Linked DNA regions of Homo sapiens: region 2 is linked to region 1. The links are chromatin loops, found by intact Hi-C in ENCODE. Cell type or tissue: dorsolateral prefrontal cortex. All regions are shown on one strand. Each heading gives the region's core, and the rest is flanking DNA. Links, peaks and the distances in the headings are about the cores only. Region 1 overlaps NTM (neurotrimin). Region 2 overlaps NTM (neurotrimin).

Region 1 (2,912 bases), core at 213-2,712:
ATATTTCCTTTATGGCTCATGCCGCTCCCCTGCCCCCGTGCCGCTGCACCACTTCAGAGGCCTGCTCGACCTTCTCAAGGTCACTCCACTCAGCAGGCCCCTTGTGCCTCTCCCAGGGACCAGCAGAGAAGCTGAAAGGGCCAGGTTTTGTTTTCTGTTTCTCCTCAGTCTCAGTAGAGTCCTTGCCCGGGGGCAGAGACACCTGAAGTTCCCAGCAGGGCGGTCCCAGTTAACTACCGTGGGACTCCTGCACCTCTCTGTGGAAGGCAGCCAGAAGGCTGTGCCTAAGCTTCTCCAGGTTTCCTCCCTCCAACACCTCTTTGTAGCCCAGATGGGGGCTCTCAGGGGCAGCTTCAATGAGGACTCAAAGTGCAAAGGGGTAAATGTCCATTCTCAATCTCCATTATACACCCTCCTGCTTCCTTCTGCTTCTCAAACAAGTGTTTGATGCTAATACTTTGCAGTCTTAACTAGATTTCGCTTCACAGTTAGTATTTGGCTGTACACCTGCCTGTTAGTTGTTTGCTGACATCAATGATTTCTGTCATGGCTTGCATATCTCCAGTTAGTGGGGACAGTGTTCCTCCTATGTAGGCCCTGACAGCTTTGGAGGGTGCAGATAATGTCTTAGCAACCTCTTGCCTGCTGCAGTCCCTGCCTGGCACGGTGCTTGGCACAACATTGATACTTGCCACATGCTACCTGATTTCTGTTTCTCCAAAGGTAGTTTCTGATGCATGATGGGTGAACCTGCTTTGGGATGATATGATGCCTCTGGAGTAAATTAAAGGAATTGCCTCACCCTCCACTGAACAATAAAGTCAGGTTTGTGGTGTGACAGAATGGAATCCCTGACAAAAGTTTTGCAGATGATCTGAGTGCCGATGTGATGTCTGCAGGGCAGGAGTGATTTAGCTGAGAATACGAGAAAACAATGTCACTGATGAACTTGGGCTTGAGTTAGAATCTTTGTGTGCCAAAAATCCTGGAGCTTTGGACAAGGCATCTACCATCTCGGAGCCCCAGTTTTCTCATCTGCAAGGTGAAAACAAACTGGTTGATACCTCATAAGGTTCTGCAATGAACTCACACCAGCCTCAAAGTAAATACTCAAAAGTGGCAATTCTTTTTGCCCAAAGGCTGATCATTATCTGGTAGAGAGGCACAAGATTAAAATTTTACCTAGAATGCTCTTCATATTTTCAATCACATAAATGTTATACAGTTTTCAAATGTTAGCACCTTCTAGATGCTTCACCCCTACTCTGCCTCTCCTCTCCACAGAATTCATTTTTCTTCCTCTTCAAAAGTCCAAGGATTTCACAGCTGCCTCTGTCATAGTACTTCCACTTTCTAACTTACGTAAGCTTCTTACAGGCAGGATAGGGGTTTGCACATCTCAGCAAATATTTTGCAAACGTGAGCAAGAGAAGACAGGCGTTTTGTCTCCCTCTTTTGGCCGGGGAGGGTGTTGGCCATTCCTGGACCAGAGCAATCACTTCTCTCAATCGACAGAACAACTGAGTGACCCAGTGATTAATAACTGGCTTTTAGTTTAGGGGAGGCCTGGAAATGCCCATTAAGGGGGGCACTGAGGCATTGCACATTAATCCTAAACACTTCCCCTTAAACCTAAATGAAATAACTAACTGTTGCATAATTCAATAAGAAGTCCTGGCTGGGGGCCGCGCTACTTTCGGAGTAACCAGTGAATAAGTACCATCCACGAAACTATTAAGTTAATTTAAAATCCTGACAATTTAGCACCACTCTGGTGAGATAAGAACCATTTATTAAAAGGCACAGTTCATTAACCCAAATGCTACTGGCATATTTGCTCAGAGAAAGGGGTGGGCCCGAACTTCATCAGGAAGCGTCTCCTCTCCCTGCCCGGGAGCCAGCCCTGGTTCCAGCTGCAAAGCCAGGAAACCTCGAGGGCAAGAATGTCCTAGGAACTCTTTCTGACCCATGACTCCTTCCCCTTTATACCCATCAGGGATGACCCTGTAGTATTTGAGTTAAGGCAGAAAGTATGACAAAGCCCAAATAGAGTGCAAGGGAGGTGCTGGAAGCCTTTTGTCCCCACTTTCAGCCTTTCTGTGGCTCTTCCCTTTCTTCAGCCTCCTCCTCCCCTGGCTGACCTGTCCCACCCCTGGGTCCGAGGAATGTTTCCCACATATGTTCTGCATGTCCCACCTTTGTTCTTAGTCACTGGGATTTTGAGTCTGCAGACTGGATGCTGCTATAAAATATTACACAATTCCACGAAGTGCTGTTTTCCAGGGCATTGTATGTAGCTCTTGTATACAAACTGACAAGCAAAGGACAGTGCCAGTGCAGAGGGCTGTCTTTTGTGACACTGTTTTTTCTGGCCACATAATAGATCTGCTTAGGTGAAAACTTACTGAATCTCATGACAGGCACATTGAGTCACTTCGGTCCTCTCCTGAGAGCCTTGGGTTTCTTCCTTCCTTTTAAAAATCCAGTCTTGTAACTATATTCTCTGGACACCCTCAAGCCACTGATAGAAATGGTAAGTGGAGTTAGTTGGTCTGGCTCTGGGACCAAGAAAATAGTAAGCCAGTGCCTGTGGCTAGAGACAGACTTGCGTCTTCAATATTTAAAACGTAAATGCTACTCTGTGGTCTTAACTGCAAAAAGGGAACATCTTAACTTTCTGAGTCGTTTTAATCACCTTGAAAAGAGACTTAATGTGAACCAATGTTTGTATGAGGAAAGTGCCTTTACCTGTGGTCTTTGGAGCTGCTCAATGAAAAGTTACTTATGCATGTACATTTATCCATTTCCCTAGAGCACATTTGTGCACTCTGGGAGGAGGGAAAGAGCTTTTATCCACTTCTCAGAGTGATATACAGTCATTCTCCCTTATCCACATTTCAGTTACCTGCAGT
Region 2 (2,912 bases), core at 322-2,821, 96 kb before region 1:
GCATGTGCGTGAGTGTGAACACTGATTAACACACTCTGCCATGGTGGTGAAGGACTGATATCTGGGAAGCCAGTTTTAGAACCTAGATTTGCCAGCTGCCTGCTGTGTGATCCAGGACAAATTATGCACCCAGTTTAGGTCTCAGTGTCCTCACCTGTGAAAAGGGGGTAAATAATCGCAGGATGTCACTTTCAACATCTTGGGAATCTTGTTAAAATGCCAATTCTGATGGAAAACGCTTGGTGATGGAGACTGAGATTCAGCATTTGTAACTATTCCCAGGTAATGCTGAGGCTGCTGTTTGGGGAACCATACTTTGATGATCAAAGTCATTAAGTCTTACAAAAATTAAACACAATGAAATATATAAAGTCCTTAACACACTGAGAATAATTATTCAATAAATGATCGTTGTTAGCATTACTTGTTTGATAGTTACCATAGACCACAGATTAAAGAGCATTTTTAAATCCCTACTTTGTGCTGTGAGCTGAGCTTCACAGAGACATCATCAAATCCTCAAACCACTCCTGTGGGACAGGTAATATTACCCCTATTTCTTAGATGAGGAGAATGACTCAGAGATTCGTGACTTCCCAATGGTCAAGTAGAAGGTAGGTTTCATGACTCTGAGACCACACCTCTTTCCCCTGCAGTATACCCCACTGTGGTATAGAGCAGCACCCTCAACTCATGTCAACAGCCTCTGCCTGTTGTCCAGCCAGGTCAGATAGTGCGGAGGAGAGGGTGTGTTGATTCTGAAAAGAATCAACATATTGTGGATTCTGAGACATGACCGCCAATTGCCAAAAGAGGAGAGAAAGCTTCCTCCAGGCTGGAGCGGGGTGCAGGCAGGCATATGTGCATGCAGGAGGAGTGGAGGGGGTGGACGGCTGATGGATGCACAGTGCGGGAAATTTACAGATCAATCAATAGACAGAGATCCAGGGAGTCTGGCAGCTGACAGACATGTGAGGGCACGCTGACACCCAGATGGCCATGGAGCACGCAGGCCAGGAAGAGTTTGGAAAGGCCAGCAGTGCAGGTCGAGGTAGACAAGCCTAGAGACAAACAGAGCAGCAGCACACACAATTTTGGTAACACCATCTGTGGGTGAGAGAACCCCAGCGCTGTGTGAAATGGACTCCAAATTCTATTTGGAGCTGGAAACGGGTGGTATGGTGTGCTCAGTTATTTTAAATCCCTTCCAATTCTCTGCCAAGAAATTCGATCCGGGAAAGCCATTCCTGCCAAGCCCCAAGGGGTTTACCAGGGCTGAGCTGGGTAGCTGCGGTCCTATCTGATTTATGGCAGGTGGGGGCAGCCGAGAGCCACCAAATTTGAGGGTATCCCCATGCCAACAGAGGAGAGGTGTTTATGTTTTCTCCAGAATGTGAGCCCAAGGGGTCTGCATTTGCAAGTCAGAGTGGGAACAGGCAACCCAAACAGGCTGAATTCAGGCATGCGCTGTGCGAGACAGAGATAGGAAGGGTGAGGACAGAGGTGGCTGGTGGGGCTCAAAGGGGACTGGCAGGGGGATGTGGAGGGACAAGCCACAGTGTCCAGAAGCAGGGGCCTGGAGGAAGCTGGTGGGGCCAGGGAGCCCTGGATGAGCAGTCCTCAGAAGTGTGGGTCAGAGACAGCTGGATCAGCACCTTTTCTGGAATCCAATTCTTATAAGGCCATGTCTTTGGACTTCATGCTCTGACCCGCCTGGCCTTAAAGCACTAATGACCCTAACAAAGGTAGTCAGTGTAGGGGTTGGTGATGGCATCTGAGTTAATTCCTACCCCAGTTAACTTCACCTCTAATAGAGAAGCCAAATGGATTAAAGAAACACGCACAACCCTGCCACTTAGCTTAAGTTTAAATGTATAACCTCAGTGGGGCGTGGTGGCTCGCACCTGTAGTCCTAACACTTTAGGAGGCCAAGGAAGGAGGATCACTTGAGCCCAGGCTGAGCAACACAGTGAGACTCTCTCTACAAAAAAAAGAGAAACAATTAGCCAGGCATAGTGGAGTGTGCCTGTGGTCCCAGCTATTTGGGAGGCTGAGGTGGGAAAATTGCTTGAGTCTGGGAGGTTAAGGCTACAGTGAGCCATGACTGTGCCACTGCACTCCAGCCTGAGCAACAGAGTAAGACCTTGTCTCAAAAAAAAAAAAATTGTAACCTCAAATATGAAGTGGACTTGACACGACCCAATGATCCCAGTCCGTTTTCCTGGTGCACCTGCTCTCCTTTCCTCCACCTTCTGCTGTCTCTGACCCTCCTCGGTGAGGACCTCACTTCTTACATTACTGCAGAGCCAGAAACAATCAGATGGAAACTGCAACACTCAACCTTATCCTCCCCAGATCTACCCTGCATGTTCCTGCTCTAACCTCTCCTCTTATTTCTGCTGAGTGAAGCTGGTCTACCTGCAGACAGCCCCTTACCTGTGCACAGGATTGCATAGTCCTCCACACCTTCCCCCAGGCACAGGACATCAGCTCTCATTCCTTTGTACCCTCATCATCAACGGCTCCCCTTACTGGAGAGTTCCTGTGGGCATGCACACTCTGCACACAAATGTCTTTATTTCCTCTCATCTGGAGATAAAGAGGCAACAGCCAAGGCCTCCCTGACCCTGACTGCAGTCCCTCTCCTCTCTGACCCATAAACCTCCCTGAGAAAGTTGTCTGTTTCCTCTGTCTGTACTTCCTCATCTTCCCTTGTCTCCTGAACAGAATCCAGTGAGGATTTGATCTCCATCAGCCAGAGGGAATCACATCTCGCCATGGATATGATGACTTCTGCCCTGCCAAAGCCAAGGTTGATCTCAGGTCTCTCGTCCTCCACCCTGCACTCAGGCAACAAAAGCATTCGATCAGATGCTGTGTTACACAGCTCTGATGTGCCGGGCTGGTCCTGG

What was found. A loop is a pair of places that touch in the nucleus more often than their neighbours do. Peaks named below come from ENCODE experiments on the same cell type or tissue, not always from the same donor. Only the 100,000 strongest peaks of a DNase experiment are listed, where the experiment ranks them.
Region 2: a loop joins it to region 1, with 3 times the contacts of the local background. A loop is called at or near these places in 29 of 110 quality-filtered maps.

What each region holds. Positions count from the first base shown.
Region 1 is chr11:131,406,760-131,409,671 of GRCh38, reverse strand. All of the region lies in intron 1 of NTM (neurotrimin), which reads right to left. Among named protein-coding and RNA genes, the nearest start is that of NTM, 38 kb to the right of the region's middle. In dorsolateral prefrontal cortex, for the core only: CTCF peaks have their summits at 1,266 and 1,470 (motif pointing left); a DNase peak (open chromatin) is centred at 1,464; H3K27ac peaks cover 406 bases.
Region 2 is chr11:131,502,780-131,505,691 of GRCh38, reverse strand. All of the region lies in intron 1 of NTM (neurotrimin), which reads right to left. Among named protein-coding and RNA genes, the nearest start is that of NTM-AS2, 37 kb to the left of the region's middle. In dorsolateral prefrontal cortex, for the core only: a CTCF peak has its summit at 1,293; DNase peaks (open chromatin) are centred at 981 and 1,331; H3K4me3 peaks cover 587 bases; H3K27ac peaks cover 2,500 bases.